Linked DNA regions of Homo sapiens: region 2 is linked to region 1. Evidence: chromatin contacts called from ENCODE Hi-C or POLR2A ChIA-PET data. All regions are on one chromosome and are shown on one strand. Each heading gives the region's core, a stretch centred on a gene start or an enhancer-like site at or near the end of the contact. The rest is flanking DNA. Distances are from core to core; before and after follow the strand shown.

The links. A loop is a pair of places that touch in the nucleus more often than their neighbours do. ChIA-PET counts read pairs that join two places held with the same protein, here RNA polymerase II (POLR2A). Pooled maps may share reads with other maps.
Region 2: a pooled map shows a loop between it and region 1 (4-fold over the local background). The contact joins the promoter of PRPSAP1 here to the promoter of TMEM94 in region 1. A Hi-C loop is called at or near these places in 1 of 50 pooled maps. POLR2A ChIA-PET finds 5 or more read pairs at or near these places in 2 of 52 experiments (B cell and GM12878).

What each region holds. Positions count from the first base shown.
Region 1 is chr17:75,455,358-75,457,905 of GRCh38, reverse strand. It overlaps TMEM94 (transmembrane protein 94), which reads right to left and starts at 1,271. Exons shown (of 32, transcript NM_014738.6): 1 at 1,155-1,271. RefSeq lists a silencer at 1,215-1,374 and an enhancer at 1,525-1,574.
Region 2 is chr17:76,352,653-76,355,200 of GRCh38, reverse strand. PRPSAP1 (phosphoribosyl pyrophosphate synthetase associated protein 1) reads left to right here and starts at 1,285. Exons shown (of 10, transcript NM_002766.3): 1 at 1,285-1,667. The coding sequence starts at 1,498. RefSeq lists enhancers at 939-1,208, 455-1,319, 2,169-2,228 and a silencer at 1,489-1,808.

The DNA.
Region 1 (2,548 bases), core at 22-2,521:
AGCTCAGGGGAGTCAGGGAACTTGATCTCCTCAGGTCACACCTAGGAAACAACTAGGTCTAGCGGATAAAGAACTCAAGCCCCTGGACTTTCGGATTCTAGTTTGGCTCTAGGTGACCCTGGCCTTGCCTCTCCGAACAATCTCCACATCTGCAAAATGAAAATGTTAAAACTGCCCCCTCCCTGCTTCCATCTTCCAAGATTACCTGCGGAATAACAACTATGTCACTAAAGCTGAGCGTCTTGGATAAATCATGAGAAAAAGATCCTTCTCTCCAATGCATACACCCACATAGCAGAAGGAAAACAGATTCCATAACGAGCTCCCTCCTTTTTTCCCTCAAGAGCCACCGAAAAACTCAGGAGAGAGGGTGGGATGTAGCAGCACGTGACCAAGGCAACGCCAAAGTTTAGCCCGCGGTGACACACCAATGAAAGAGCGGGGCTTTGCTTGCATCTGGCGCTGGGCAGCGGGCAGGGGCCGCATCGTGGCATGCTAGGAACCAGGAGACCTGGGCTCCAGGGGTGTGCGGTACAGGAACGAGGGCATTCCACAGGAGTCACTTTATCCGATGGCATGGATGGTGAGCTTCCGAGGAGCCTGAAAACGCTTCTGGAAAGGCGGAAAGAAAAAAAAGCCCGCTCCAAACTGCAAGATCAGGGATGGCTGCCAGGAGCCCCTCGGCCGGCTCCATCCAGCTGGGGACGGCCGCGCGAGGACCCCGGGCGGCTGCGGAGAGCGCGCGCAGGCGGGACAACGGTCTTTATTTAGGTCGGGGATGAGGACTCCCAGGGGCCTCGAAATAAATACTCAGGGCGTCGGCGTTGGGAGCCCTCTGGGCCAGGGCCTAGGCACGACAGACCTGGGGCAGGGATTCTTTGTTGGCGAGAGGCTTTATTTCTGGCGAGAGACCCCACAATGGACCAATCCAGGGCTGAGAGCAAGAGTCTGAAGACTCGGGGGAAGGCAATGGTCAAGAGCTGGAGACTAGAGCCAGTCCCTGGACTCCCCCTCAGGAGGCATCCCCTTAAGCCGTTCTCTGGGTGCAGACCCCAGACTCCCCTTTCCTTGGCCAAGAATCCAAAGGACGCGCAAGGCCGAGCCCCACGCCCCCTTGCTCCCCACTTTCGGGCCACGGGCCTTCTCGTACTTACCGGGGCCCCGGGGCTGGTCTTCCTCGCCCGCGTCCTCTCCCCTCCCAACCCCCTCCTCACTTCACGTCCCCTCCTCCGGGGGCCGCAGCCATGTCCGTTACTGGCAACTCTAAGGGGGCTTGCCTCCCTTCCGGGCAACAGAGGCGCCGGCCAGAGAGCTAAAGTTCAGGCCACCGATTGGTCAGGATTTGAGAATAGGGGGAATTCTGGCTTCTTATTGGCTACGCGGCGTGCTAGGCTGTAGCTGCAACCGCCCCTCTGGGAGCCTGGCGGAATTAGGTGCCGAGTGATGCGGCCGGGAGAGTGAAGAGCCACTGTCCTTTCCTGTGCGTAAAGCTCAGGCAGTTTCTAGTCCAGAAACCCTGACCAGAGGGCATGGCTTTACCTCCGATTCGTTTTCCTACAGAATTATTCTAAAAAGATAGACGGCGCGCCCCACCTTTTTTCCCTTTCTTTTTAAAATAAGCCCTTTGCAGAGCTCCCCGCCTCTCTTAAGTTCTTCTAAGCTCCCTCCTTGTTGCCTTGAACAAATGCCTAGAGGCTGCCCGCTCCGAGAGGCCTTGGAGGGACTCCCTCAGGACGAATATTGCGTCCAAACCAAATCTAGAAAATCTAAGGCAATACTGCAATTCCCCCCTCCCGCTTCCAGCTCGGCTGAAATCTAAAGGGAAAAACAAGTTAAATTTTTTTTCTAGGTAATTAGATAAATCGCCTGGGAGACCTCTCTTGGGAAAACAAAGCAAGCCTGTGTCAGTATTTACTTCTCTTTTCCCAGAGATCTAAGTCTGGAAGGCTTGTTTAAAAAAAACAAAAACAAAAAAACAAACAAAAACTTGTTTATATAATTGGGAAAGAGCTGAGGTTGGCCTTGTGAAGTAAGAGCCCCTTCCCACATTCATGAGTTTAATTACGTAATTAAAATCCCTTTCTCAGCTGGACAAGAAGATGGCATTTTAGTACCTAATCTTGTATGACCCAGTTTAGCTGTTGCCTAAAACGCCATAAGAATCATGTCACTAACCTGCACACAAAAACTGATAGTTCACCTTTGCAAATAGGTCCAAATCTTTCTGCCTGATGTTCAAAGTCCTTCATAAATTGACTCAGACATACGTTTCCAGGTCTAAGTCCCCACAGGCTAAACTATTCCTGCAGCCACATAGATTAACCACCATTCTTTAAACGTGACAGAGACCTTTCCACCTCTGCTCCTTCGTCACATGGTTGGTTCCCTACGCTTTGCTTTAAAGGTTCTTTTTTTCTTTTTTTTTTTGAGACGGAGTTTCGCTCTTGTCGCCTAGGCTGGAGGGCAATGGCTTGATCTCGGCTCACTGCAACCTTCACCTCCCGGGTTCAAGTGATTCTCTTGCCACGGCCTCCGGAGTAGCTGGGAT
Region 2 (2,548 bases), core at 36-2,535, 900 kb before region 1:
CTCAACTTCCAAATCCTGTAGCTTCAGACTTGTGGTCCTTCACGACATGCTGAGTCACAATCTACTGCTCCCTCAAGCCCAATGTCACCACAAGCAGAGTCTCTAAAGGACATTCTCAGAAGATGGTACTGTCAATGTGAGAGGCACCTCTCCTCCCCTCGAGTTCTGGTGCAGCTGATAACTAGAGATCTCAAATGCTTCCCTGGGCTTTACTTTCTACTTCAACAAGTACTGATTGCGGGCCTCTGGAGCCCACACACTGCCCTATACACTGGGTAACACGGAGCACTCAGGAATACACGATCTTGGCGGGGCGTGATGGCTGAGGCCTGTAATGTCGGCATTTTGAATGACTGAGGTAGGAGGATGGCTTGAGCCCGGGAGGTAGAGGCTGCAGTGAGCCGTGATCGCGCCACTGCACTCCAGCCTGGGCGGCAGAGGGAGACCCTATTTCAAAAAATAAATAAATAATAATAAAATTAAAAAAAAAAAAAAGGAACTCACGATGTGGCCGTAAAATGGGTTACATCCTAGTTAGGAAAATAGATGTTTGCAAAGGTACATAAATATGCAAGCATCAAAACAATAACAACAACAACAAAAATTTAAAAAATGCAAGCATCTACGTGTGGCACAGTCCCGCGGGCCGGGCGGCTTACTGTGGTTGAGGTCACCAGAAAGACTGTGGAACAGACGCATCGCGAGTGGGTCTCGGAGGGGTGGCGCATATGGAAAGAGGAGAAGGAGGGCTTTTTTGATTGAAAGCGAATACCGGCAAGAGGGCCTTTGGCACGTTCAGGGAACCTTGCCTTACACGCAGACACAGGGTTGGGGATCTGTTCGGAAACGCCTGAAAGATCAGGCTCAGGAGAAGACCACTTTTTGGCCGCTTCAGTACTGCGGTCAACCAGCTGGAAAGAACCCCCGCCCTCTACTTTTCAAATTAATCTCCGGCCGGCGCACGCGCCTCGTGGGGCGGGCGCTGTGCTACCATAGACATGCAGAGCTAGATCGTATACCTCCTCGGAGGCGGACATGTTGGGTCCTGGCCAAAAAGTTGGAAACACCTGGGGCCACTACCGAGGTAGGCTGCTCCTCCCAAGAAAGTGAGACCGAAAGAGCTCCCGTGGAAGCGGTCAAAGCAGGGGCGGGGCGAACCTGTGACATGCCCCTCGGAAGAACAGGCTTTTAGAGAGTCGCCAGGCTCCCTGCCCTCATCCGAGATGGCGGCCTGAGGGCGCTCTAGCCGACGCTCTTCGGATGCCCGGAGGGGGCGGTGGCCTTGCCTCTGGCTCTGAGGCGGCGGCGCCGGGCGCTGCGAAGGCTCGGCCGCTGTAGTCAGTGGTGTGGGGTGCGCAAGGGCACGGACCTCGGAGCTCTCCCCGCTTGCGCCGAGTTTCTCAGCGCCTTCCCCACCCAAACCGGGGTCTCGCAGTCGGAAGCACTCAGAGTGCAGCCCCGCGCGGGGCCGGTCGTAACCGCGCCGCGGGCCGGACGATGCCCAAGAAGCTGCTGCTGTTGCCCCCGCCCTCCGCGTCCTCGGCTTTCCGCGTCCCGCGCGCCCGCCCCGTTCCCCCGCCGGCCATGAACGCCGCTCGCACCGGCTACCGAGTCTTCTCGGCCAACTCCACGGCCGCCTGCACGGAGCTGGCCAAGCGCATCACAGAGTAAGGGGGCGGTGGGAGGGCCGGGCCGGGGGCGGCGGCGCCTAGCTCTCCTTCGCGCCCGGAGGGACCCGCTCCCCTCCACCCGCCCCACCTCCTGCACCTGGGGCGGGAGGCGCGGGCCTTCCCAGCCGGACAAAGCTTGGAGGTGACGGATACCGCCCCCCGCTCCCCGGTTTTGCAGCTGGGAGGCTTGGGGCGGACTCTCGGTGACCTCAGCCCCCCGCCCCGTGACTGGGTCCGCGGCCTGCCTGCCTTTCGTCTCCGCAGTCCCACACCCCGGGGCGGGCCGAGCTTTCTGGAGCCCCGGAGTGCGTGTCTTGGGGAAAGGGGCTCAGGGCTTGGCTTCCTTTCCCACGGCTGGAGTTGACCTGGGAATCTGACCGCCGCCACTCTCAAGTCTCACTGCAGTGAGACCCGCGGGCGTGGTTGTGAGTTGGGGGATCCGACGCGGCAGGTGCGGTCGCAGAGCAAAGGTGTGGGGACTGGCAGTGCGAAGAAGGCAATTCCAGGGAGGCAGATGGGCCGGAGCTGGTGGTAGAAATGACAGGCCTGACCCTGCTTTGTAAATCAGCTTGGGATAAGATCAGTCATTTGTGTCTTTAACCCAACCAAGCCCCTGGTCTTAAGTCGCCTTTGGGGTCTGACAGCTCTGAGATGCCCTCCCAGCCTTGCCACTTACTAGCTCTGTGTCAGTGGGCAAGAGACTTGATTTCCCTGAACCTCATCTGTGAAATGGGCATGGTTGAGAATATTGTATGATCGGGATAATGTAGAAGTAGTATCTGGTTCTAGCAGAGTAGGGGCTCATAGTGGCCCTCTGAATAGTTGTTTACTAAGTGGCCTCTTTTCTTTTTCTTTTTCTTTTCTTTTTTTTTTTTTTT